Regions from separate parts of the Mus musculus genome. Here regions 2, 3, 4, 5, 6 and 7 are each linked to region 1. A link is a loop called in an ENCODE intact Hi-C map of the cell type or tissue named here. Cell type or tissue: left cerebral cortex. All regions are shown on one strand.

Evidence for each region. Peaks named below come from ENCODE experiments on the same cell type or tissue, not always from the same donor. Only the 100,000 strongest peaks of a DNase experiment are listed, where the experiment ranks them.
Region 2: a loop joins it to region 1, with 3 times the contacts of the local background. A loop is called at or near these places in 7 of 42 quality-filtered maps.
Region 3: it touches region 1 in a loop (3-fold over the local background); 6 of 42 quality-filtered maps call a loop at or near these places.
Region 4: it touches region 1 in a loop (2.2-fold over the local background); 5 of 42 quality-filtered maps call a loop at or near these places.
Region 5: a loop joins it to region 1, with 6 times the contacts of the local background. A loop is called at or near these places in 14 of 42 quality-filtered maps.
Region 6: it touches region 1 in a loop (3-fold over the local background); 14 of 42 quality-filtered maps call a loop at or near these places.
Region 7: a loop joins it to region 1, with 2.6 times the contacts of the local background. A loop is called at or near these places in 15 of 42 quality-filtered maps.

What each region holds. Positions count from the first base shown.
Region 1 is chr7:73,374,668-73,378,667 of GRCm38, forward strand. It overlaps Rgma (repulsive guidance molecule family member A), which reads left to right and starts at 853. Exons shown (of 4, transcript NM_177740.5): 1 at 853-1,221. The coding sequence starts at 1,208. It overlaps A730056A06Rik (RIKEN cDNA A730056A06 gene), which reads right to left and starts at 1,107. Exons shown (of 2, transcript NR_040325.1): 1 at 850-1,107. In left cerebral cortex, a CTCF peak has its summit at 2,109 (motif pointing left); DNase peaks (open chromatin) are centred at 283, 704, 893, 1,448 and 3 more places; H3K4me3 peaks cover 3,558 bases; H3K27ac peaks cover 3,406 bases.
Region 2 is chr7:73,157,910-73,161,909 of GRCm38, forward strand. No RefSeq gene overlaps it. Among named protein-coding and RNA genes, the nearest start is that of Gm20083, 24 kb to the right of the region's middle. In left cerebral cortex, no CTCF peak of the experiment used is centred here; a DNase peak (open chromatin) is centred at 1,782.
Region 3 is chr7:73,190,222-73,194,221 of GRCm38, forward strand. Gm20083 (a long non-coding RNA gene) reads left to right here. Exons shown (of 3, transcript XR_882223.2): 3 at 1-2,211. Among named protein-coding and RNA genes, the nearest start is that of Gm20083, 8.3 kb to the left of the region's middle. In left cerebral cortex, no CTCF peak of the experiment used is centred here; a DNase peak (open chromatin) is centred at 1,915; H3K27ac peaks cover 850 bases.
Region 4 is chr7:73,198,466-73,202,465 of GRCm38, forward strand. No RefSeq gene overlaps it. Among named protein-coding and RNA genes, the nearest start is that of Gm20083, 17 kb to the left of the region's middle. In left cerebral cortex, no CTCF peak of the experiment used is centred here; DNase peaks (open chromatin) are centred at 1,633 and 3,142.
Region 5 is chr7:73,023,704-73,027,703 of GRCm38, forward strand. No RefSeq gene overlaps it. Among named protein-coding and RNA genes, the nearest start is that of Gm6567, 76 kb to the right of the region's middle. In left cerebral cortex, a CTCF peak has its summit at 2,143; a DNase peak (open chromatin) is centred at 2,157.
Region 6 is chr7:73,035,103-73,039,102 of GRCm38, forward strand. No RefSeq gene overlaps it. Among named protein-coding and RNA genes, the nearest start is that of Gm6567, 65 kb to the right of the region's middle. In left cerebral cortex, a CTCF peak has its summit at 1,949; a DNase peak (open chromatin) is centred at 1,924.
Region 7 is chr7:73,145,128-73,149,127 of GRCm38, forward strand. No RefSeq gene overlaps it. Among named protein-coding and RNA genes, the nearest start is that of Gm20083, 37 kb to the right of the region's middle. In left cerebral cortex, no CTCF peak of the experiment used is centred here; a DNase peak (open chromatin) is centred at 2,301.

The DNA of each region.
Region 1 (4,000 bases):
GCGCTTGGTTCAGATTAAGAGAAGATCGGGTCGTAACCCCTGTATAAAATATCCTGGCAGCGCTAACTGTTCAGTGATAATTTGAGTGTGAGCTGTGTGTCCCGGCTGACTTCACACCCCAGCTAGGGTTTCAGACCTATACGTGGTGTTGGGGTGAGACCCTGGAGATGAGCTGCTGGCGGCTGGCTGTGCTCTCCACTGTGTGCGTGAGCTGCATGAAGAATCCTTTTGAGAAGCCCGGAGTTTCCTCTGGCAATCTATGCGAGAAGGGTGCGGGGCGGGGGAGGAAGACGCTGTGACCGGAGGTTACCTCTGAGCTGGACTGCAGAGGGAGGGGTGGGGGAGTACAAGACAGTCTGTTTACTCCAGACTGCGTGTATTCGCGCACTGTGCATGCAATATACATATTATTTATTTTTTCCAATAAGATTCTAAATAGGAGTAAAATCCCTATAGAACAAAGGTGACTTTCGGCAGATGTCAATATTTATCCACGATTGGAAACCTCTAACCACCGTAGGCTCCCAGGTTGAAAACGTGGACTCCAAGCCACCTGGCTCAGGGTTAAGAAAGTTGGATGCGTTAGCGGAAGGGAGGGTCGCTGCACTTGCTGCTCGAACCCTGGGATCGCGAGCCCGCAGGGAGAGTGTGCGCTTTCTGCAGGCTCACCCCCTACGTCCTCACACACCCACTAGCGCGGATCAGCAAGGGTGGGACCGCGGCGGGGCGGGGCCTTTGGAGCCCAGACCCCACCCCTCCCCCTCCCTCTGCTCCGCTCCGCCCGCGCTCGCCCCCCCGCCCGCTCCCGGGGTGCCCGGCCCGCCCCCTCCCTGCCGCGCGCAAACGAACCTCGCGACGCCGCGCTCAGCGGTGGCGGTGGCGGCGACAGGCCGGGCGAGGCAGCAGGTTAGCCCGGGCCGCCCTACTCTGCAGGCGTCTCGGAACTGCAAGCTACGCCGCCCGAGCCCTGCGCCCGGGAAGCACTGGCCAGCCGGCCGCTCCTGAGGCTCGCTCCTCCAGGCGCTCGCAGGCATGCAGCCGGGGAGCAGGCGGAGCGCCCCGGGTCGCTACTGAGTCCGCTGAGCTGCGGGGACCAGCGCCAGCCGGGCCCCTCCCACCTCACCCAGGGGCCCACGAGCGACCGCCCTACACCTAGTCTTCGCGCGCAGCCCCGCCAGCGCCAACCCCCCGCGGGCTGGAGGGGCTCATGCAGCCGCCAAGGTAAGCGCGGACAGCGGGGGCACGGGGTCCTGAGGTCCCCAAGGCGCTGCGGACACTTGCGCTCCGCCGCCTCACTGATTAGTGGCTCCCCCAACCCGGTGTCTCATCTCACACACTTAGGGTTTTGCCTCGGATGACTCGCCTTCGCACTTGGCAGCAGGAAAGTTTTGTGGTTTGGTGTTTTTTCTTTTCCCCCAGCCCCCTAAGATGCTGCCATGAGGGCAGTAGGCGCTGCGCGTGGCTGGGCAGACCCGGCGCCTGTCCCACCCACTGTGTACCGCCTGGAGCTCTCTCTCCTGCGCGGCCACCTCTTCCGGAGGCGAGAGCCCCCCTGACCCACAGAGCTCTTGACAGATCTGATCACCCCGCTGACCCACGGTGAAACCGGATTCTCTCACTTAACCCAGGCCCGGGTTGCAGAAGCTGGAAATGAACGCACCTGCCCCGGGGCCGTCGGCATTGTACATTGTACAGTGTGAGTGACCCTTGCTTAGGAGCGTCCGGTGTGCTAGACTTGGGGTGGTGGCTAAGGGGCAAGGGTCCCAAAAGGTCCGACGTTCCTAAGAGGAAGGCAAGGCACCACGAGGACTCAGCGCCTGACTTGAGCCATGGCTCATCCCTGAGTGTTAACTAGGGGTAGAGGGACAGGTGTATTGGGGGACCGGTGCAAATATGAATGACACTTGGATGCAACTCTTGATTGCATCTTACTAGAGTAGTTGCATTAGATTTTCTCGACGAGGGAGTCAGTTTCCTGAGACTGGAACTTTAATGGGAGCCTGTGTGCTGTTATTATGTGGTGTGGTTTCGGAAGGCGTTGGATTGTATTTATTTTATAAATTGGGTGTCTTGAAGCGGATGGATTAGGGGAAATATCGCCATCTAGCGGAAATGGTGATCTGTACCTTCCTCACAAGCCATGAAGTTGGGCGTTCTCAAAGTTCCCCTATATGAGGAGATGGAGAGATGGGAACTAGCCAACGTGTCCAGAAAGACTGTTTCTCTAGTGCTCAGGCCATCCTGTAAGCGGGGCTTGAGCACCCGCTGCCCGGAGCTTAGCTCTCAGGACCGAATGACGAATTGTATTAGTGGCAGGATATCACCTCCAGGACTGCCATTCCCTTCTGTGTAGTTTTGGGTTCTTCTAGCAAAAATAAAGTAAACGGTCACCTGCCTTTGTCCCTAGGCATCTGGTCCAGGGATCTGGCAAGCCTGTCACGGTCACTTTACTACTCTCTAGTTCATCTGTACCTATATAGTGATTTGTGAAGTTAATGTTAAGCCCTGACTCTTAGAAAAGAGATTAGATGCTAAAGTGTGCTCTTAGGGTAACTGAAGAACGGGAAAGAGCGTCATGCCATCTCCACTGAAAGGGAACAGTGTACCCCCAAATGGCCTCTTGGTTTTTTTGTTTGTTTGTTTGGTTGGTTTTGTTTTGTTTTTTGTTTTTTGTTTTTTTCACACACACAAGGGGAAGAATTTCTGCTGTTCAGGCAGGCCTACTTCCCGGAATGACTGACAGGCAGGATGGCAGCAGTTGGACAAAGGCTCTGGGTGGGGCACCCACGCATCCCGGCGGGCAGGCTGCACGTTCTTTAATGGCTGGATTTGCTGCCACCTTCCAGGCCTGCGGATACTAGCAGGGAATGAGTTCTCTGTGTGAAGGGCGCTCCGGCTCCTTGGAGGGCATCCTGGCTTTCTGCCTGTGATAAAGCGCTTTCTCCGAGAGGCTCCTCTGGGCTTCAGTGGTAGTAAGCAGGGATCCGGCCTCTTTCTTTGCTCTTTTCTCGTAGGTCTTATGTGTCCCAGGCTGTTATTTACTTGTCTATGGAGCCAAAAATGACCTTGAACTTCTGATTCTCCTATCTCATCTAATACATGCATTGTTGGGAATCAAACCCAAGGCTTTTTGGGTGCCGGGCAAGCACTTTAGCAGCTGGGCCACATTCCAAGTTCCAAATCTCCTTTTTTCCCCCAAAACTCTGCCCCTTCATTTCCTTCGCAGATAAAGGCTGGCGCTATCTATCACTCCTAATACACGTGTGGCTCATCTGTCCATCCTACCCCTGCTGTCCTGTCTTGGCTCTGTCTCTCCACTCTCACATATTTGTTTAATAACATGACAGAAGGGTTCCTAGACCAGCTTGGAATCTTATAAAGGGAGCATATCTGACTTTCATTGCTGCCTGCCCGGGATGTAGGTGGATACAGAAGGAAATGCGGCATGGAGGTTCCTACTGAATGTGATTCCTGAGCCTGCTCTACAGCAGTCTTCGGCAGCCCAGGTTCAAAATTAAAGAAGTGGAAACTGCGCATCCCTGACACCAGGACAGGGCATGATGAAGCCAGGATGCTCACTGCTACCAGGAAGCAGGCTGGCATTTTCATTTCCTGGGAAGAAAGGATTCCAGAGATGTGTAGGGGCGTGGCCATAGTGCTGAGTCTAAAGCCCGTGGGTCTCAACCCCCTTGGGGATTGAATGACCTTTCCACAGGGGTCACATATCAGATATCCTGCATGTTACATATTTACATTACAGTTCATAACAGTAGCTAAATTACAGTGATGAAGTAGCAACAAAAATGATTTTATGGTTGGGAGGTCACTGTAGCATATTAAAGGGCCACAGAGTTAGGAAGGTTGGGAACCACGGGTCTAAAGTGCTCTTTTCTGCAACAGCCTTGCTAAATGAATTAGGTTCAAGCACATTTTAAAAACCGTACACGGCTGCAGAATCTCATCCTGCCTTAAAGTGTGCAGGGTAGACAATGAAACAGGT
Region 2 (4,000 bases), 220 kb before region 1:
ACATCTATATGCTTTCTATATACATCTATATACTTTCTATATACATCTATATACTTTCTTCTCATTTTAAATACATCCACTTCTCACTTCTTTCTTTAATATTCTCCCCCTCTGTGTTAGCCAGCTACTAATCACTGTGATGGAACAACACAAGAGGAAAACCCATCTAAGTGACAGAAGGTTCCATTCATAGAGCATTATGTGGCAGGGAACATGTCACAGAATAAAGTTGCTCACCTCATGATATTCAGGAAGCAGACAGAGGAGAAAAAAAAAAAAGGAGATTAAGGGAAAAGACAGAGCCTCCCAGAGCAAATTCCCATGAATCTACTTCCTCCCATCAAGATCTGTCTCCTTGACTCAACAGATAAGAACGTTGGCTACTCTTCCAGAGGACCTGGGTTCAATTCCCAGCACCCACACCACAGCTCACAACTGTCTTTAACTCCGGTTTCCAGGGATATGACACCTTCATGTCCACACACGTGCAGGCCAAACACCAAAGCACATAAAAAAATAATAAAAATCATTTTTAATAAAAAAAAAAACTACCTCCTATAGCGTTCACTATCTCCTAAGCCCATCCACATGAATCTATTGAGAGACAGGGTCAGGAGAAAGCCCTCATCATCTTGAACCATGGATGCACAGGAGACATGCATTCAATACACAAATCTCTGGAGGACGTTCCATAGTCAGACGATAGCATCTACCTTTCTTGGCCTCACCCAAGGCTCCCAGCTGTCCCCTTGGGTACCCTAGTCACCCACTCCACTCCACATCCATAGTTAAAATATGTCTGACGTCAACGCAGACCTAAGCAGGAGCTCTCCTTTAGTGAAATGGCACACACACCAACCCACTCTTGAGCCAAACTTATCCTCAGGAAACTACTTAAAGGAGCCCAATGACTAGTAAAAAACAGAAACCTGGGAATTACTCAGTGCTCCCACATTAGGAGAAAACTACAAAGAGATCTAGTCACACGCACACACACACAATATCTCCCATCTTGTACACGCACTTAGCAACTATCCATACGAGAACAATTTGAGGAGATTTGAGTACCTACTAAGGTGGTTAAGTGAGTCAATGGGGGGTCATAGCAAAGAAATTAAGAACACAGAATCTTAATTTGGTCTCAGTATTAAGAATTTATCATCCTTGAACAGAGTAAGGGCTGTGGGTTTTATTCCCACACCTAATTAAATCACAGTGCGATTTTTAAATCCGATAATTAACAAAGATGGGGGAAATCTGAATAATCTAATTTTCAATGTTTGATTCCTGGAACTCACTGGACCTGAATTTAGAAGAGTCTCACACAAACTGCTCCATTAATCACAGGCACTCCGCTACTCGAAGTATGCTTTGTTAATAGACTCCTTTTTCGAGCAGTTTTAAGTTCCCAGCAAGCACATTAGACTCTTTAGAAATAACATTTGGGGGCTAGGGAGATAATTCAGGGATATACTGCTTGCCACGCAAGCATGGAAGCTTGCATTTAAATCCCCATTCCCACCTAAACAGCCAGGTGTGGTGTCCTCCCATCCATGGAGGGGCCTCACTTCAAAGCCAACCAACCAACCAACCAACCAAACAAACAAACAACAAAAAGACAAGGCTGATGGCACCTGAGGAACAATGCCCAGATACTGTTTAGCTTTGGCTAGATCCTTTAGCTTTGGTGTGTAGGTGTTCACACTTGCCTCTGCACACACAGAAGTGTGTATGCACCCGGGAGTAGCAATTTTGTTAAAGTCTAAAAACATGACCAGTCCAACAAAATTGTTCACACATAACTCAGGATGCTGGGTATTTGTGAAGTTCCGTGGTTTTCTTGAGATAGATACATGCACTTGTTAAGCATAGGACTCGTGCCCATTTGTCTAATTGCCTGATGAAAGCAGAGGCCACTGCTTATACACAGAGCCTGGCGATTTATGTCAAGATTCATCCATTGCAGAGCTTCTGCTCCTGATGCTTTTTCACATTTAGCAAGTTTTCTTCTTCCAAGAAAGAATAAATTCAGGTTGCTTAGGACTTTGTTTATAGCAGACATTGCAGGCAGGCATGGTGGCCCGTGCCTTTAATTCTAGCACTTGGGAGGCAGAGGCAGGTGGGTCTCTATGAGTTCAAGGCTAGCCTGATCTATAGAGTGAATTCAAGGACAGCTAAAGCTTAGAATTTCAATACTTCTGGGGACCCAGGGTGAGCTTTACTATTGTCTATTTTCTGCTTTAGGGCCTGAGGTTCAGAGAACTATAGCTGCATAGCTCTGCATCAGCAATGCATGCGTTTGAACCCAGCTATGTGCAGTGACTAAACAGATTAACTTGACATTTTAGCACTTTCCTGAAATGCTAGATAACTTCAATCGTTGAGTAGAGCAGGTTAAGGTCGAAAGTGTATTATGCTGAAATAAGAGGAAATTTTGAGTTCACAGTGAAGTTTGAGAAAAATACTGAGGTGGGCATGGTGGTGCACGCCTTTAATCCCAGCACTTGAGAGGCAGAGGCAGGCAGATTTCTGAGTTCGAGGCCAGCCTGGTCTACAGAGTGAGTTCCAGGACAGCCAGGGCTACACAGAAAAACCCTGTCTCAAAAAACCAGAGAGAGAGAGAGAGAGAAAGAGAGAGAGAGAGAGAGAGAGAGAGAGAGAGAGAGAGGAAGGAAGGAAGGAAGGAAGGAAGGAAGGAAGGAAGGAAGGAAGGAAAATACTGCCTAAGTGGCACTAGAGGCAAATGTGGATTTTCCCATCTTTTTTTAAAAATTATTTTATTATTCTGTGTGTATGGATGTTTGGCCTGTATCTATGACCTCCACAAAGATCACAAGAGGGAATCAGATCCTCTTGGAGGAGTTACAGACGGTTGTGGACCACCATGTGGGTCCTGGGGATTGAACTCAGGTCCCCTGGAAAAGCAGCCAGTGCTCTTAGTCACTAAAGCCATCACTCCAGCCCCCAAGTGTAGTTTCTGAGGCAGCGCTGTAAAACTGGGGCTGAGAGATGACTTGCCGGCTATCAAAAGCAATTACTGCTCTTGCAGAGGGCCTGGATTCAGTTCCCACAGGAAGATTCACAACCACCTGAAACTCCAGTTCCAGGGACTCTCACACCCTTTTCTGATTTCCACGGACTCCTGCACTCCTGTGGACTACACAGATACAAGAGCTGCTCTTGCCGAGGACCCAGCTTCAGTTCCCAGGACTCACAGGGTAGCTCCCAATCACCCATAGCTCCAGCTCCAGGAAACGCAGCTCCCTCTTCTGGTCTCTGTGGGGACCAGGCATGCAGGCGGCACACACACAGACCTGCAGGTCAATCACTCGTGGGAATGAATAAAGAGGGGACCTAAGTTGGAGAAGCATCCTGCGCGAACGTGGACATTCTCTGGTGACAGGCAAATGTCAGACTTACAGGTAGAGTGAGACTTAGTTTGCTGTCTTGAGAATTCCTGGCCTGGATCTTTTCTCCCTCTAGTGTCCTTGTAACCAAGATAAATCAACCAGATGTCACTGTGTCCTTAAGGACCGGCCTTATCATCACTCACACACACACACACACACACACACACACACACACACACACACCACCCTGGACGCATCCACACATTGCCACATTGTGTGGGTTAATCTTGATTGCCAATTTGATTGGATCTTGAATCAACTAAGACAGTCACCCCTGGGTGGATCAATGAGGGAATGCTGAGGAGGGCTTAGATGAGGGACGACTTTCCTCCAGAGATGGCATTAACTCGGCTATAAATAGAGTTGGGAAACCAGCCCTGTTTGCTTGCCTGCCTTGGCTTCCTCTTGGTTCTGCTCACATCCCTCACAAGCATCAGCACAAAGCGTCTCCTTTCAGCCTGGACTGACTGACGACTAGAGCATTTCTGGTCACTTCCCAGGCCTTCAGCACTACACCAAGACTGCTGCAGCATTCGCCTTCCTTAACAGAGGAAACTTCCTAAACGGGTTCTCTCTCCGGCATACAACTG
Region 3 (4,000 bases), 180 kb before region 1:
AGGACTCCCATCTTTCGTGAGATGCTGGCTTCCATCTTCCTCCTCTCTACCTAATAGACTCACTCTCTCTCTCTCTCTCTCTCTCTCTCTCTCTCTCCCTTCAAAGTCTCAATCTGAAACCCCAGCCCACAGATAGTCCTTCTTGTCCTTCTTTTGGGAACTGGCAGCACAAATTTTTTTCAACTTGCAATGGTTACATGCTGATAAATCACACTGCAAGTATCACAGGTTAAATGCATGTAACCCACCCAAGCTATTGAGCATCACAACTCATGAACAGCCCTGCTTAGAGCAGTTTTAATTTCCCTTTGTGGCCATGAGCTATGTGGGAGCAGCAGAGGCCACTGTCCAGTATCACGAGAGTGTGTTGGGAACATCTACCTGGGCTCTCTCTCCTATGCTTTGTCAGTCTTCTCTTAGGATTTGGCCCTGGCTCCTGTTAACCTCTGTGACAGTTGGGAACAACAGCTTGAGAAAGTAACATCAAGTTATAGCAAGGATTGGACATGCTGAAGAGCTGTCATATTCTGGTCTCTGGGTGAAGTTCCTGGCAAGCACAGAGCTACCTAAGATACTAGTCCTGCCTGGATGTGCCTCTTGTTTCTGGAACTTTCACACGTATGCTTGTTCTCTTCTTTAAGGCTTCCTGTCTCAAAATAGGTTCATTCCTGGATTCCCCAACACAAGGCACAAAACGCTCAGCACAGTCCAGGGCTTCGTATACAGCAAGAGCTCAATCACTAGTCATACAGCAAGTGCTTAATCGCCAGGCATACAACTCAATCACCAGTCACAGGCTCCTCCCATTATTGAATCATGTTTCATGTCATTCACAGAAGCTTTCTCATGAGCCCTGTGATTCACAACTGCATGGCTCACTGTTTCCTAGAGCCCCATATCACATTGAACCCACTGGAAATACAGACCAGTGAGTGAGATGGATGAGGGCTCTGGGCAAGTGGGGGGTGTAGGTTAGGTCCAGGAATTACCTAGAAAATATGTTTGTGTGTGTGTGTGTGTGTGTGTGTGTGTGTGTGTGTGTTGAGAGTACACATGTCAGGATACACGTGATACACATGTGGAGATTAGAGGACAACTTTGCCGAGTTGATTCTCTCTGTCTACCTTTACAAGGATAAAGTCTAGTTCATCAGGCTTGTACAACAAGCACCTTTACCCACTGGGCCATCATGCTGGCCTTTGCCTAGCAACTTCGAATGTTAACATATGCACTCAGACTTTTGTTCAACTGAAGGTGAGGTAAGGCGATCACAGTGTCTCTGAGAAAGATGGGAAACCCAGGGAAACTGAGCATGGCTCACTGTCTCCTACAGCCCCACACCACGTTGAACCCACTGGAAATAGAGCATTGGAGACCATGCAGCTATTTGCATAGAAATTCCAGGGAGCGCTAGGAGTCGATAGGACTGCCCACCTAAGTAGCAAAGTAAGATGCTGGGGTGGAAGTAGGAAAACATGAGTGTGAGCACATGTGTCAATTACCCTTAAAAAATGTTAGGGAGACTGATGAGGAGGGACAGGAAACAGAAAGTGCTAAGGTTCAGCGATTACCCAAAAAGAAGCCAGCAGATGCATAAATGTGTCGTCCCACTGTTCTCTAGGCTGGTAAGGCATTGAGACACAAACATGATTTGTGCAAGCTTTTAGGAGAAATTGAGACTTGCGGAGGATACAGAGCTTAATAATTCAGTTCTCCCTAAGATTCCCAGCTCAGTGTCTGCCCTGACTTTTGCCTGGTAGCTTGTCGCTGCCACCTGGCTGACAGCTTGATGCAGGCCTGTCACCTTTGAGCATCTGATTGTGAGGCTCAGCCTCCTGGGATCAGAGCAGAACAATAGCCTCAGTCCTCAGGGGCTGACGCTAAGCACCAAACACTGGTCAGCTCCAAACACTGGTTGCCATTCACTTCAGAACGCCTGCTGCTGTGCATGCTAATCCAAATTGGGTTCAAGCCCCCAGCCTCTGCCTCCATTGTTGGGCCATACTTTTCATTCAGCATGAGATCGGAGATCTGCTGAAACCTCATGTTGCCAATAAGAGGAGAAGAGATTGCATTAATCTCAATAAAAATGAGTTCCTCTTAATTTTTTTGTCCTAGAAAGAAAGGAAGGGCATAAAAACATTACACTTGCCTCTAGAGAGAGGGAGAGAGAGAGAGAGAGAGAGAGAGAGAGAGAGAGAGAGAGAGAGAGAGGAAAAGGAAAAGAAACTTGAAAAGACTCTCTTCACCAGATAGCTGAAGCACATAGGTTTACAAGTCAACACAAAGAAATGGTATATCCTTCACATGTTGCTAGCTTATTTTCCTCTCCTAGATATTTTGATTGTTTTCTTTTCCCCCACCCACCCCCCTGGGATGTTTTTAAACACCAGTACTCTATGACCTTTGAAGCAGAGCATCTTTAGAGATGTCGAGTCAAATTTAGAGGACGAGGTAAAGGAGAGAGTTCATCAAGCAGGATATTGGGATTTAGAGAAGTCATTCTACAAACTCAGATCTCCACTGCAAATAGACAGGCAGACAGACAAACAGACAACTGTCTAGAGAGTGTGAGGGAGAAGATGACACACAGATTCTGTGAAAAGGAAACAGAGCAAGAAAAAAAGGAAAAAGCATGAGCGGGGAAAATGTTGCCCGAAAAATCATGTTTCTATCTTTAGTGTCGGAGAAAACCTTGATGATGACTTAGACCTTTTTTGACACACAAATGTATGAACGTGCGCACTCATGAACACACAGCGAGAGAGGCCAAGAGGGGCATGTGATTTGTCTAAGGAAATGGATACTTGATTAAGGCCTGTCCGAATAAGGGCTGTGCATGCTAATTTGTCTGTAGAGGTTTTATGTAAATCTCAGCAAATGCTCCCAGGGAAAGGAGGCACATGGACCTCTACCTTAACAGCTTTCCATTTGCCCCTCTTCACTGACACTCACTCTTGGACCCTTTCTTCCACTCCCAAGTGTCTGTCTGATAAGTGACTATGTGGTGCAGAGTAGGCAGGGCTAGCCCACTGCAGCCAGAGGCTCACATCCAGCCTGCTGCTCCATGCTTTTGTAGTATAATTAAATGGCTTTTAAATTTTATAAGAATCAGAAAAAAATATCTTAACCATATTTCATGGTGCACAAAGTTCACATTTTTTGACATTTGTAGGCTTATATTTTTCAAAACCTACTTTATTTTTTTTTTGACTTTTTAAAATTAGGTATTTCTTCATTTACATTTCAGATGCTAACCCAAAAGTCCTCCAGACCCTCCCCCCACTCCCCTACCCACCCACTCCCACTTCTTGGCCCTGGTATTCCCCTATACTGAGTCATATAAAGTTTGCAAGACCAAGGGCCCTCTCTTTCCAATGATGGCCAACTAGGCCATCTTCTGCTACATATGCAGCTAGAGACACGAGCTCTGGGGGTACTGGTTAGTTCATATTGTTGTTCCACCCATAGGGTTGAAGACCATTTTAGCTCCTTGGGTACTTTCTCTAGCTCCTCCATTGGGGGCCCTGTGAGTTCTTGAAAGCTTTAGATTCCCGTGTAGCCTACCACCCACCAGAGGTAGTAGAAAGAAAAACTTAATGGGGCAAAGGGGGATGTGTTCTGTAGGGCGATTCCAATCTTCACTGTCAGTATCAGCAGTGGTAGCTGGATCTACTCACAAACACCGTTCACCAATCAGTAACAGCAATTCGAGCCAGAAGAAACTGCAAGGCTCTGCCAATCAGCCTGAGGCCACCGAAGCTGCAAGAAGCCACTGATTATCACAAGAAGTTCTTTGGTGCATTTCTTTCCATGAAGTCATGACAAACAATGATGAGCAAAGAAGGTAAGGCAAACCAATGCCACACAGCATTGACCACTGTCTGTTGGGTTAATCTTATTCTCTTTCCAAACATCACGTGCCCTCTCAAGCATCTGTTCCAGAAAAACACCACATGCCCTTTGTCCTGGCAGCTTCCAGACAAATATGAAGTGAAAA
Region 4 (4,000 bases), 180 kb before region 1:
CTGTAAGTGACAGGGGACAGGGAGGTAGGCAAGGTGCCCGTGAGTGGAAGTAACCAAGATTCGAGGCCGTAGCAAAGAATTAAACCCCTCAGAGTCATGTGGGAGGCACGGAGGTCAAACTTTACTAAGTTTCCAGAGAATAAAGTAGAGGTTAATGTAATCCTAAACAGACTCTTCCCCCCTTCACTTTTATTCCAATGATGGCCAAATGGGGCTTGGGAAATGACTCTGTTTGCCTTGCAAGCACAGGAACCTGACTTCAACTCTCAGAAACCAGAAAAAGCCAGAAAGAGGTACCCAAGCATGCTGACCCAGCCCTGGGGAGGTGAAGGCTGGCAGAGCTCACCCACCTCTCTTCAGAGGAGATGCAACCCCGACTATTCCCACATGCCATTGTTGGGATGGGACATTAGAACACTATAGACGCCCCTTGTTCTCCCCCATGTGTTCTCTCCTTTAAGCTTCATGGTAAGAAGTCTCTGGTTATCCTGATCAAAAGCATCTGTGCCTACACTCCAATGATCACCCACGACACAGAAAAAGAAACCAAGGAGTAGTGGAAGTTAGACGGCATGCTGCCACCACACAGCTGGTCAACAGTAGAGCGAGGATTTGAGCCCAGGTCATCTGAAGCTCATAAGCACACTAGCTGCTATTTGTTTAAGTGTTGTTCTGGCTCTGAAGAGCCTGCAATGCCCTTGAGTATCTATACTGATATAATAGATACTAAATAGTGGACATCTTAAGCAAACAAGGCTTCTCGGTGGATTTGCCAGAGATCTTCAGGGCAGCACTGCCCAGAGGTAACTGGAGGTCATCTATGGACCTTATCCAGCTATGAATATGGTGTCATCTCTATTCTCTTTACACCAAGCATCTGAACAAGGTACACCCAACACACGAGTGTGGAGAACCAATCACAGCTACAGAGGAGATTATGTTTTGAAGTCTGTGGTCATTAGTATTAATTATTCCTGGACAAGCTCTAGAATCTCTAGGAGAAATGCCCCCAGGGCATGCCTATGGGCAGTTATCTTGATTAAGTTAACTGAGGCAGGAAGGCCAGCCCGCTGTGGGTGGCACTATTCCCTAGGCTGGGAACTCAGACTACATGAAAAGAAGAAAATGAGTCGATCACAGTCATTTATCATTCACTGTTTCTTGGCTGTGGATGTCACATGACCCCAGCATTCTGCAAAGTATAAGTCATCTCTTTGATGGACTGTAAACTGGAACAATAAGCTAAAATAAAACCTTCCTTCCTGAAGTTGCCTTTGTCACCATAATAAGAAAAGAAAAGAAAAGAAAAGAAAAGAAAAGAAAAGAAAAGAAAGGGAAAGAAGAGAAGAGAAAAGAAAAGAAAAGTCAAAATCCCAGTATGGGTTGGCAATCTTTACCTTGGAAGTCATATTTGATTCCATTCAAAGCATTGCCCATTGGTTCATGTGTTGCTAGGAGAATGGCGGGGCCTCTGACCATCAAAATGGCATAGAGCTTCCCAGCAGCAGCATTTCAGCTGGTGGTTCTCCTAAACTTAGACTTCTTTATCGCTTATACGATCTCATGGGTGGCAATGACTTCCAAAGGATGATTCAGACCTGGCATTGAGGAGCACAGCAAGCACATATCACAGCTGCCGTTTCTCCCAGCCACTGCCACCCACGAGGGCTTTCACAATGAGCCTGTTGCACCAGGAGCCAGGTGCAGCCAGCATTGTTTATCAGCAGGTGTTAGACAAGCCCATGGGAACCTCACTTTCCTGCCAGGCAGCAAAGGCCCTGGTTCCTGCTCTTCTTGGCTTTATAACCGAATGTCACGGCAGGGCTTTCCAAAGCCACAAAACCCACAGAAATAAACCAGGGTGGCAAATTTTGCCTCCCTTAGCAGTAGTACTCCTTGTTCAGTAGGTACTGTAATTGCTTTCACAAAGTAATGTTTGCTGTGAGCCAAGTCCCTAGACCACCACCAAAGAAGACACTCGAAAAGATCTCTGGCCTCAGTGTGAACTGCTGTAGATCCATCCATCTTCTCTGCCTGTATTCTTCATGAAACTGGGCACGACGTGTTCGTCTTTTCATTCTCAGGTATCTCTTACATGTTTGCCATGTCCGTACATACTTTTTGACACTCACCACTGTGCAGGGTATACCTTTATTGCCTTCGAAGTCCATGCCCATCCCTGAAGAGTTAGCAGTTCTTTCTTCATTGTTTTTAGTTTCCATTTTTAAACTCTAACTTTTTTTTATTGTTTCCTTTGATGGTGCTTTTTAAAAAATAATAATAATTCTTTTTCTGTTCACCAAAGTACTTCGTTTTCAATGTAGAAAATTTGAGAAATAGCAGGCACAGTGGTGCAGAGAGCTGAGACTACAGAGGCAGGCAGCTGTCTGTGAACTGGAGGGCAAACTGCTCTACACAGCAAGTTCCAGGACAGCAAGGTCTACACAGTGAGACCTTCTGTCAAAATTAATTAATTAATTAATTAATTAATTAATTTTGGGGAAAATATATACATAAATCCTATAACTTTGCCCTATGTAGCACTATTGGTGTTTTCCTATGCTTATTTGTAATGCTTTGTAATTTTATATATTTTAATCCAAATTATGACATATATTTGTACCCAAGTATAATATATACTTTCCTTATTTAACATTGTCTCTTAAGAATCTTAGTATCATTAAATAGTTTTTAAAAATGTTTTATTTGTTGGCTCCATAATATTTCATCTAAAAACCATGTGATGATTAACAACCTCCCAATTATTAGATCCACTTTGTTGTAAATGACTGGAATAAAAAACAGTGATGAGTAAATTTTTGCCTCCACACCAGTGTGTCTGATGCCGAACATGGAATAGGACAATGATGTGAACTTATTTGAGCTTTTTACCAAGTACTGCTCTCCAGAAGTTCAAAATCATTTTCAGTCCCTGGCAAGGTCTCCAGGAGGGGGGGGGGGGTTCCCTTTCTATCGTCGCTGCCCAAATCAAAAGCCTTTTCAGACCTTTGCTAATATACCAGGGCAGGAGGAGGGGTGACATTTTATTTTTAATTTGCATTTGCTTAATTACAAACATAGCAGAATATTTTTGCATTTCAATTACGACTCCATCTGGAGTTTATTTTGGTGTTTGAAGTGAGAAGAGGCTTTCATTTGAGTTCCCCTCCCCAAGAGCCGATGCCGTTTGGAAAGATGCATTGTGTGATGACCACTTGGTTGTCCACCGAGTTCTGGAAGGCAGACTATGGTCCAGCAGACCAGTCAGCCCCGCCACAAGTCCAGGAGGTTACTGTTTCGGTTTTGACAACTGGCCTTGAACTCACTATGTAGCTTGAAAATAGCCTCCCAAGTGCTGGGATTACAGGCATGTGCCACTATACCTGGTTTTATGTGATGCTTAGGAATCCAGCCCAGGGCTTCAAGCTTGCTCGGCAAGCACTCTACCAACTAAGCTACAGCCCCATCCCGACTATTTTATTAGTGTGCTCTTATACATTTCATAGCCAATAATTATTACTCCCATTGACTGTAGAATCGTTTTTATTTAGTGCTCTCTCCCTCTCTCTCTCTCTCTCTCTCTCTCTCACACACACACACACACACACACACACACACACACACACACACACACACATACACAATTACCCTGGGAATTTCAGACTAAGACTTATGAAGCTCATTAGCAGGCTTACATCATTGCATCCTGCAAGTGACATGTAGGATGTGTCCCATCATCTGAATCTCCCTTTGTATCTGTCAATAAAGTTTGGACATTTTTGTGTCAATGCTTCGAGGTATTGTGTGAGTTTTCTTGCTCATGTCATGGCATCCAACTCTTGCTTGGTCGCTTAGACGTGAGTGCTACTATTAGTGTGCTTGTCAGAATTACCTGTTAAATTCATACGTGAGCGAATTAAGTTTTACCGATTGGATTTCAGCACAGATCGGTTTAGCAATTCCTTGTGGGATTTAATAGTGTAAGTGATAGGAGATAAAT
Region 5 (4,000 bases), 350 kb before region 1:
GAAGGAGGAAGGGCATATATCATAGAATATCAATGCCCTTTCTTTAGTCAGGTAATACTTCCTTCCTCAGTTGGGACAGTCTGTGTGACCCCCATGAGCATTTACTCTAGCTTTGTTCTTGCTTCTGCTGTCAGAACATCACCCCCTCTCCAACATGGTAGAAGAATGCTCTACAATATCCCACAACAAAATAGGCACTTGAATATTACATACACTATTTTCAGTAGAATTATTATAACCATTTACTCTTTCAACAAACCCTAGTGCTCAGTGTAGACAAGCAAATCTACCTGCAACTCATATTAACACTGATATCTTGGATCTGATGCCCTTTGAAGAAATTAATTTCTTGGGTAGACAAATCATTCTTTGGACAACATAATTTATCAAAAATAAAAATCCATTACATATTGATGTGATATGTTTTAAGTCTCCTGCAGTTACTAACACTCATACTAGAAAGAGGCTAAGAGAGTCATTCTTTCTTGTCTCGAAAAAGTGGATCAGAAAACAAGATAACAGTTCTCAAATTGAAAAAGAGTTTGATGTACCGCCTCCCACCTGCACCTAAGTGCCCCGAAAATGAAGAACACCATATGGATTCCCAACTTTCTTTTTCCAGTCCAGCTCTCTCTGGCCATATTTATTTCATATATGTGGGTACACTGTCACTATCTTCAGACACACCAGAAGAGGACATCAGATCCCATTACAGATGGTTGTGAGCCACCATGTGGTTGCTCGGAATTGAACTCAGGACCTCTGGAAGAGCAGTCAGTGCTCTTAACCACTAAGACATCTCTCCAGCCCGAGTCTCCATTTTTATCCCCCTCCCACTTCATTCCTTTCTCTGTGCTATGCATTTGTCTTTTTTTTTTTCTTGAACATCATTATTTTTACAACAACCTAAAGGTCAATGTTTTTAAATTAATAATGATTGATAAAGTCTTTATAAGTTCTTTATCACTTATGAGTTGATTATTAAATATTTATTAATTTCTGGGCAGGTTTAATGACCTAATATATAGATAGTAGATATATTGAATTGGGTTTATACTGTCTAGTGTTGCTTGTGTAAAAAAAAAAAAATAGCCAATTTGGTATTTTCAGCTAAAGAATTTTCATGGAATTTTGCATTAAAGTATAATACAAAGGACCATTCTATCTTTCAAATAATAAAAATAGATTATCATGCCCAAGGTAGCCCAAGGTGGCATAGCTAAGAATCAGTCTTTTCTACTTACTCTAATTATAATGCATGTTGTTACACTCACAGATGAGCCCTATACACAGAAACCTGTTGTAAGTTTACTGTGCTGTACTTGGGCACGGCAGAATACTTTGTTTCCCACCCAGATTCCACTATGACCTGGGACTGCCTGCAGAACACCCTGTACCTCTGGCTGCCTTTGCTCAGCACACCATCCACAAGAAAACAAATTAGAAAGGGTGGCAACCCCTAGGTCAGGCGTTATCAAAGAACTCATAGTTTCTGAATTTCTCAGACCTTGTGTTAACTCATCTTTAAACCGAAAGAGCACAACCTCCTTGTAGGGTGGATACGAAAGCAAAATTGAAAAGCCTGGCTCTGTCTAGGTTGGCTAATAGTGAACAGGGTGTGTCCATCCACTTTCCCATCACTCTTCCTTCAGAGTCAGGCCTATGTGCTTGTAGAGTTGAACTAAAATCCTCAAAATTTTTGATCTTTCCCAGATTCCAGCATCCACGTCTACCCAATAACAAAAAAGACTTGGGTTGAAATATACTTTGAGCCAGAGGGACTGAGTGAATTAAGCTCTTTGTGCATTAACAGAGAATAAAGACAAGGGAATGGTCTGGTGTGCACTGAAGGGAGGTGCTTGAAACATAGCCTTCGGTTTCTGTTTAAGAATTTCATACATGCTGGTACTTTTAATACATTCCCTCACCTATAATGCACATCAATTCTGGAAAAGCAACTTTACAGACCAAAGCATGAGAAATAAAGAATCTTTCAAAAGGACATAGAAGACTAGGAAGTCAAGAGCAGATCTCACCAGGCCCTGTGCCTTCCTAGATAATTCTCTTCGTTGAGAAATGTACTACGTGAAGCCTCATCATTTTTTTTTTGAACAATGGAGCTATGCTAGCCAATGCGTAAGGAGGAGCTGTTGAGCAATAAAACCAGAAACCACCCTGCATTTAAGCAATGCACTAAGTACATTCCTTTTAGAATAAAAGTTGAAAAAATATATTGGCACAACGAAAAATATGAAGACAGTGTGAATTGCTGCCAGAGCTTTTTCTTGGGAGATTTAGAATGCAAATCTCACGGCAAAGTTGCTCTTTAAAGAATTTGTTGTTTGCTTTTCTCTGCACTGTGCATGCTAAAATTTAGTTCATTCCCCCCAAATTAACAATATATAAGAATAGTTCTCTAAAACTAATTTGGTAGAAATGCATATTAATAAACTTATGTAAATCCTGTTTTTAACAGGCTGTATAGATGGGGCTTTGGTGTTAAGATAGAGCTTCCTCTTCTCTCTGGAATGAAAAGTAATTGCCAACTTCATCATCAAAAGGCTGAAAGAGTCACACTCCCCGTTCTTGTGTGGGGAAAGCTTGAGCAATTAGCTTGATAAGAGTAAGTTGTCAACAGAATCTAGAGATGGCCAAGGGGTTAGCTTAGTATCTATCATTGAAGTTCAGAGTGGAGGACCTGAAAGGCAGAGAGACTTTGTACACCTCAGACACACACTGGTCAGTTACAAGAGATGAAAAGAGAGGCAGGTTAGAAACCAGTAACTAGTGTCCCAAGAGATATGCCCTCAAGATGACTGAGGGAAGTAGAGGCTCTTCTCGGACATCTCTCCTCTGATGATTCTTACCCCTGACACCTTCAAAGTGACATGCTAAATGAGGTATTAGTGACACACACCATGAAGGATCATTCTGTGTCCAGCACTGCCCAAGATATAGTGCATGCAACTCTGCCATACACCACATTTCATTATGCTTGGTCTATTAGATTCTATTACATTTACCCCCCACATATGTCAGAATCCTCCCCCCTACTTCTACCTTCCTGGAACGGTTCTTAACAAAGCATTGCCCAGTTGCCACAGGACCAAACATCCTCCCCAGGAATTCTATTCTAACCATGTTATGTGTATGTTTATAAACTTACAGCATAAAATCTGCAGGTTGTTTTTTCTTGTGTTTAGTGGATTCTGATAAGAGACTGTATACCAGATATGTTAACAGACACCAGGAAAGAGAAGGGCTGAGTTCTTTCCCAGGGAGCTCACCATGGTTGAAAGGACGTGGTCCCATCATCTCCACCTATTCATCTTTCATCCCGTACTTCTGACACAGCACACAACCTGTGCTTTATAATCTTTCCTAGTCTCTGTCCATCATTTATCTTCCTGGTCAACTCCCATTCAACCTTCCAATACTGAATGTATTTCTTACCTTGGACCTTAAACTTTTAATTCTCTAAACAAGCTCTGTTCTGTGTAAAGTTCCCAGAACATTTTACACTTTTCTCTTTTGAGCACTGTTTCTATTAATTGTGAATATTTACTTTTAAAAACCTCTGTCTTTCAGTAGACTTCATCTGTTGCTCAAGTAAAAAGGAAACAAATTCAGTCAACAATTTTACTGCTGAAGAGTGAACAGAGCACAAAATTACAAAACACAAGCAAAACACGGTTTGGGAAATGAATTTCTTAATTAGTGAAAGAATGCAGACATGGGAATGGGAAGTCATGGGGAAATCTGACACAAAATAACCACACAAATACTTGTTTTCCACCTAGAGTTGTGAATGCTGTAGCGTGAATGGTGTGAGAAACACCTAGAATGTTGAGAGAGGGGGAGTCAACAGACACTGTGTCTCGAGAATGAAGCACTTCACTTGCATATGACCTCAGAGGAATCCATCTATCACATAAATAAATTATTTCCTTAAAAAGGATCCCTATCAGAAAGATGATCTATTTGAGTCCTTAATCTCTTC
Region 6 (4,000 bases), 340 kb before region 1:
CTGCATGTGTCAGAACTAATTCCAGGAGCATCCTCTTCCATGCCAATCTAGAGTCAACCTTTGAAGCCTGTTCATACAACTCTCTTTGAGAAGGAGAACAGATAAATTTCTTCCAAAGGGAATCACTAGGCAGTGAGAGGTGCCACCATCAATAGATGGGAAATTCAAGTGCACCTCCGGTGTGTGATGGTCCACCATTGTCTTGCATGCAAAATAATGGACTTCACAAAATTTGACACATTCCACTCCAAAATACTGCAGTTAGTTAATTAATCCATGTTTGGTAATCTTATCCATAAAACATCAACAGTGCCTCCTAGTCCATTAACCCCTTGAGTTTCTGGGAACTGCTTTGGAATTGGTCTTAAAAGTTTCAAGTCAGATTGTCTTTGCAACTGATTGGCAAATGACTGGGTCAGTTACATAAACTCAATATGACCCACAGAACTTACCAGCAAAGAGAGCTTAATTTCCCTGCCTCCTACATTTTGCTCTTGGAAGTATTTTAGAAACCATGGCAATTTATAATCACAAAAGGTGTTGTTAGCCAGGATCAAATAAAATAACAAATAAGGTCTTAACCCTCAAGTGCTTTTCCAAGTACTACATAATTGAGTGTACAGCTTGATCTCTTCCACACTCCAACCCTACCCCCACTTTTTTTGTATTTTCCATGATCAACCTTTAACCTCTTGGAGGCTTGGAGGTTGCCTCCTTGTGTAGTCAGTTGAAGAAGAAGCCGAGAGCCAGGGCAGCTGCAGCTGCCTTGTCCTGATCATAGTGACAAGGATGAACCTGAAGACCCAGCTGCTGAGGCCCAGTTGCCCAAGGCTAACTCAGTGTGGAAGGTAGAGTAGAGGAGTGAGGCCCACTTTATGTTACCTGAGGGACTTTTGAGGTTTAATTGCAACCGGTTTTCATGAGCCTCTGCTCTGAGCCAGAGCTCAGGCCAAGCCTCCTTCCATGAAAGCCAGATTGAACCTTTCTAGGTTAATGACACATGAGAGAGAACTTCACAGTCGTTTCTGATGACATTTCAGTTTCTAAGAGCAAGTCCATTCGTGACTCTGCCTCCTTCAGCCTTCCCGGCACTGTAAGGCACACAGCCTTCTCCTGACTGATCCCTGATGTATCTCGGGCTTAGCCACAAAGAGAGAAAACTTGCTGACCAGACATGGCTCTCATGCGCTCACCCTTTGACCCTGTTTTAAAACCTTGTGTGGGACACCTGCTGCATCTTAAGCCAATCCAAAGCACAGGAGATCTAAAGTCACCTCTGAAACTTTCCAAGGAGTCTAGAGTGGTTCCTTCACAAAAGGGAAGATGGGGAAGATGTACATGCTTAATTTAATAGGAGCATCTTGCCCTAAGTGTCATGAGAGAAAAAATGAAGGGAGGAAGGGGGGGAGGGAGGGGGGAGGAAAGAGGGAGGGAGGGAAGGAGGGAGGGAGGAAGGGAGGGAGGGAAGGAGGGAGGGAGGAAGGGAGGGAGGGAGGGAGGGAGGGGGGAGGGAGGGAAGAGAGAGAGAGAGAGAGAGAGAGACTAGAGAAGGAAAGACAACACACACAAACACATGAATCATTTGCAGGAGAAAACTAGAGCTTATTCTTATTTTGGGGCATCTCCCATAAGAACATTGCTTTATTTCGCCGACAGAGAGAAAAAGAGTGACATTTCGCTTCAGCTCCAGGCACAGAGGGGGCCAAAAGGCAAGCCCCACAGAAGAACATCTGGTTGGCAAACACCGAGGAACACAACACCTGCAAGCTCCTCATGTGTTTACGCAGTAACTGCTTGTCCATTATCCACACAAAATATGTTCTGGGGCTGGAAACCCGTACCCTGTGCCAACAAAGTCTGGAGCGATAACGCGGCCTGTTTATCTTGGAATTCCCTGTCCTTGCATGGGCGGGTCGCCCTCAGCCAAGCCGACTCTGGAACATTTTTGTGCCTAGCGCCTCCCTGCTGAAACTTCAACAAGCTTGGAACTGGAGACTGAGGAAAGGGCGTTGGAGAATGCAAGCATAAAGAACGACTGCTGGGCTGCGGGAGTCGTTTGTGCTATTATTTACTCGAGTGTGAAGATTTGCTGGCAGGGCTCTGTCATTTCTGAGCCTCTGGAAGTAGTTGCATGTATCAAAAAACATCACCAAAACAAGCCATCTGAACACCCACACTTACAGGAAACCTTACCCGGGAGACTCAGAATTCTTCTAAAAGAACAAGGCCTGCGGCTTGTGACTCTGCCCTTGGCAGCTGGGGTTGGGAGCCCCCGGCATAATTTATTGTGTCTCCCTTTGAAGCACTCTCTGCTACATAGGAAGCATCCACCCAAGAGACCTGTCTGGAAGCCGTGTGATGGCGACCAGGGCAGAAAAGTCCCCCCCATCAGTCAAAGCCCACACTTGAGGGTTGGGGTCAAGCCCTACACCAACCCTAGCACCACCCTGAGTCAAAATTACTGCTACGGTGAACGCTATTGGCTTGGGAAACAGTGAAAGCCTAGAACGTGGAAGTGAGAAGAGAGGTGTGGGGAAAACAGTCGAATTCCTAGGTATTGGAGTTACAGATCTGTGGGTCTTTTCCTCACAACTCAAAGCTCCTCAGCTTTTAGCCTAGAAAAAGACGGGGAGCTTCCAGGGTCAAGTTGCTTAGCCACGTGGTTTCCCCTCAGGTCTGGCTGGCTGCTCCCTGCTATACCTTAAGGCTTATCATAACTGAAGGACAAGGTACACGCATCGTCGGTCCCCTGCCCATGTGCTCAGCAGGTCCGGTGTGTGTTGGATTGCCTCTCTCTGTCAAAGGCCTTGTGCCTGGTCCATAGAATAAAGTTAAGGAGTCACAAAGTGTGATGCCCAGGAGTCGAAGGAGCTGGGACCCGTGTTGCTTTGAAACTGTGTCTAAACCATTATCCTTATACAGAATTAGACACTACTCTCATACCGAATTACACATTTCCAAGCATGCAGCTCTTCCTCCTCTTGCCTTGTCCTGGGTATGTTAACCCCATTCCCCTTTGACCTGCTCCTCGCTGTATGTCTGAAGACAGGTTTTTGTTCATTAGACATCCTGATTTGTATTTGATCTTTTATGTTTCCTGACTTCTGTGTATAACACACTCAGCTGCATCCAGACGCATCCCATCTAACAAGCAATCTCTAAGGCTCAGCACCTTTATTGTTATTTAATGCTTGGTCCTCTGAAGAGACCATGTCCCAGTAGAATGGCCCAGTGGAGATGAAAACCAGGTAAACCCAGGAAGAGTCACATGATCTCTTTTAAAGACAATATTCACAAAGTACTTCCTATCTCTCAAATTTGTAGTCATTTATTTAAAATTTGCTTATCCCCAGATGCCCTGCCTAGCAACAGCATCAGCCTGACTCTATGCAACAGCAGGGTATGTGAGCCTAGGTTCAGTAATGGTTATGTATTTATGGTGCTTCAGAAACCAGAAACCTTGAACCAGCCCAGCAGTTTATTGCAATGAATATTTGCATGTAAATCTGCTTGAGGGTATATATATATATATATATATATACATATATATATATATATATATAGAGAGAGAGAGAGAGAGAGACTGCAGTTTCTGATGGCATTTCAACAAATGAGTATGTGATGGAAAGATGAAAGAGCTAGAGGAAATGAGTGGTGTCTACTCAGTGGAGAGAGATGGAGGTAGAGACATGACAGCAATGACAGGTGTGAGAGATGGCTGCAGTGGACAGGAGAGCATGTCGCTGAGTAGGGCAGACAGAGTGATGTGCAGCCTGGAGCTTGCATAGACTCAGACCTCAAATATGGTGCCCCCACTGTACAATCGCCCTGGTTCTGAGCAATGACCAGATAGCCAAGATGAAAAATGGTTCATTTTCTGGATTTGACTTCCTCAAAAGACCTCTATGATCCATTCTGCCCCTGGAAGTCACTTTGTGATCTGTGGTCCACTGCCCACATAGTGTTGAAGCCCAAGGTTCATTTGGATGTCCCAGGTCCT
Region 7 (4,000 bases), 230 kb before region 1:
GCAGAGCAACTTCAAAGGGAACTGAAGGCCTCCTTCCCACCCTGCAAGTCTGAGGCCTCAAAGCTTCTCAAAAAGGAGAATGTTCGCAACTCCCTTCAGCATTTCAAAAATGCTAATAAAAGCCATGCACTGGCCCGTAAGGGGCCCAGGCTAGCTCAACTGTCATAGTGCTGGGCTTCAGCCTGGTAAAATGCTAGAGTGATCTCAACTAAATGGAAAATGCACAAAGACTCAGACCCCTGAGGAGAACAAATGCATCTGTCATTAAACTTAAAAGTGAAGAAAAAAGAAAGTTTTTTTTTTCTTAGCAAACTGGTATGTTAAGTGCGCCAAGGTCTCCCTGAGCTCTGTAGCAGCAGGCCAACAATCCTGCACAAAATGCTCACTAATAAGGAAATAGTCAAAAAAGTCACCTTAACAGGTGACTGCCAAGGCCAAGGTACAAGTGGCCTTGTGGCAACAGAACTCCTCCACAGGGTCCCAGGAAGCAATGTGGTGGAGCATCCCATCCGGGACTTGGGAACTGGAATCTCAGGAACTAGTGAACTTCTGACCCCAGATGCCCCAGGTCAAGGAGGGCTCCGAGAATGCCTCTGGGTACTCGTTAATCTCCTACAGAGGTACTGAGAAGGTGGAAACCTCGCTGGCCACAGAACAGAGAGGTGGACTCTTTGGAAGGTCGTTATCTAATTAAAATTAGATGAGGGGAGAGCTCTGATAATTGCTAAGCAGTCAAAAGAACACATGTGGGCGTTCTTTCGACACACACACACACACACACACACACTCCCGTTTCTTGCTCTGTCCCATGTGCCTCTAATACCATCACCAAATGAGGTCCCTCTGCTTCATATGTTCAGAACTATGAGCTAAAATAAACCTTTTGTCTTTATAAAGCAGACTGCCTGGAGTATGCAATTACAGTCACAAAGTGTGTGGGGAGGGGTGGGGGCTGGAACAATACAGGGGCACCATTTAAAGCTGCTCCACGATGCATAAGGCAAGAAGAGAAGAGGCTGGGCATATAGGTTCAGAGTGCAGCGGACAGCGTGCTTCACTTGCCCTCTTCTCCCCTGCACAGCTTTGCAGTCTTCCAAAACCCTCCTCAAGGATCCCCCACTCCTCTCCAAGGCCCGGATTAGTGATGTTCATGGCAAGCTAACAGCTGTCTGTCTTTCTAAGAGCACAGAGATGCTGTGTGGAAACTGTGACCACATCACGAATAACAGGCCGTGGTGTGTATGCCAGAACCCCCACCCCTACTATTTTAGGGAAGCCCAGGAAAAAGTGACTACCCTTCCCCCAAAAGCAAACACACAGAAAAGCCATGAGCTAGCTCATCTTTACCCTCCTCATTCGTGTATAAGGAATGCCCACTGCGGCCCACCACCCTGCATCTGTGGCTCTTGCTTTGCAACGTTGAGCACAGGTGAGACACTCCTGCTATGACTACTGCTTCCTGACTCACCAGAGGATGATGTCCCCCTGGGGACCAACAGGCCTGCAGCCTATCACTTCCATTTATGTTGGATAAAATGATCTCTGGTAGATACCGCCATCTAACTTGTAAATAATTATTTGCTAGGTTTTGGTAGCCCATCAAAGCCGTAAACGCATGCTACCTTCCTCAATAAAGCTTTTCCATTGCAATCACTTTATGGTCTACTGAAGTCTCTGTTTCCATAAGACATGGACTCTAGGGATCCTGCAGATAGGCAAGCCCAAATGAGAGTCATCAGGTCAGATATTATATGTTGACTTTTTAAAGATGTGTGATACTTGGGTAAAGAGGCCAAGTGACTCTCTCCCTGTCCTCTAAAGCTTCTAAATAGTATGTTAATACCCACAAGTATCAACCTGCAGGCCGATCTGTGTGTGTGCTCCGACGCTAGTGCCTAAAGGGGGAACCATTAACAACCAAAGAGCTAAGTTACATGTCTTACTGTGCTTATGTATGTCTGTGTATGTGTGTATATGCCTATGTGTATCTGTGCATATTTGTTGTTTGTGAATGTCTACGTATGTCTGTGTATGTGTGTATATGCCTATGTGTATCTGTGCATATTGTTTGTGAATGTCTACGTATGTCTGTGTATGTGTGTACGTCTTTTCTATGCATAAATGTGTGTGTGTGTGTGTGTGTGTGTGTGTGTGTGTGTGTGTGTGTGTATGTTCTCTAATATATACCCTGCAGTATGAGGATGACATGGTGAGAGTTTGCACAAGCCCAGGCTAACTTCTGGTGTGTGCTGCAGATTTGAATTTTGGCAGAAAGAAATGGGCAGAGGAAATGTGCCATTGGAAGTGGAGGAGTGGGAAGAAGGAAGGGGTGAATCAAGCCCAGCTGAATAAAGAGCAGATGGCTTAGCCTGCTTACTTTGCCACAAATCAGGGGAAATATTAGCACACAATAGAAAAACCTTTGTGCAGACAACCATTCAGAAACCTCTTAGAGTTGAGATGTGTCCTCAGGAGAGCCATAGGTTCAAGCCCTGCTTCCCCAAGGTGGCTATACTAGAGACAAGAGCATTTAAAATAATAATAATTTAAGTTAAATGAGGGTATTCCTGTGGGTCTCTAATGGAGCAGGGATATGTCCCAGAAAAAAAGAATATGAAGCACGAAGGGATGCGTGTGTGCCCAGAGGAAAGGCTGTGTGTGCTAGGGTGTGCAAGAAGGCAGCCATTGCTAAGCCAAGAGAGAAAGCCCAATCCCCCTCCCCCCTGAAAGTCAAAATCTTGGACTTTCAGCCTCCACCATAGGGTGCTGAAGGTCCAGTCTGTACAGTCTGCAGTAATTAGTCAACTACTTGTCACCCCGTCCTGCCACTCCTGTCCCTGCATATAACCCCAGGACTTTCCCAACCACTTCATCTCATTTATGTCCATGGCAACACACAGCTTACACCGAGAGCTTACAAAGATTCCTTACAGTTGTCTTGGGATACAGATTCTGTACTCCAGAAACCATTTCCAGCCAGTTCTACATTTTGCACACATCTTGACCTCTTATATAAAATGTACTTGCACTGAAAATTCATTGGTGAGAGACAGCGCCTAGTAAATGCAGCAGCTGCATTCCTCCTGTGGAGCGGCTCAGAGTCCGTGAGCTCACACCCATCGTCTCTGCCCAGCTATCTCCCTCCTCCTGCAACCTCGGGTCTACGTCAGACAGTAGGTGTTTCTTCTCTAGCATTGAACCAGGTAAGCAGTGAGTTACTCGTGTCCCACCATCCCACCCTCTTTACTCAGCTCTGGACACACTGTACAATGGTGAGCAGACGTCACTGTCCCTCTAGACAAAACCCAAACCCAAAGGCTGGAGACATGGCTCCTTGGTTAAAAGCACTTGCTGCTCTTAGTTCCTAGCACACATGTGGAGGTTCACCACAGCCTATAACCCCAGTTCCAGGAACTCAGATGTCCATATTCTGACTTTTGAGATCACTGCCCAAACATGGTACACATATGAACATACATGCAGGTAAAAACATATATACAAAGTAGTCTTAAGCTGAAAAACCATAAAAATGATATGAGCAATTTATAGCAATATCCTTTACCCATCTGAATCTTTCATGTTTCTGGTTGGGTTTCGACAACTTGACAGGGGCCTAGACACATCCTCGAGGAGGAATGTCAAAGGAGAAAATGCCTCCTCCAGATTGCCTGTAGGCATTTTCTTGACTGATGACTGACATGGGTAGGCCCAGTCAAGGTAGGGGGTACCACCTTTGGGCAGGTGGTTCTGAGTTCTGTAAGAAAGCAGGCTGAGGAAGCCATAAAGGGCAAGCCAGCAAGCAGCTATCCTCCATGTCCCTGCCTTACGGGTCTGGCCTCTATATTCTTGCCCTGCTTGGGTAGCTGCCTACCTGAAAGTATAAGGTGAATGGAATGGTCCCTTTCCATGTTGCTGTTGTTCATAGTATTTCATCAGAGTGATTATAATCCTAAGGCTATGTCCTATGGAGTCATCCAACTCTAGCTTAAAAACAAAATCC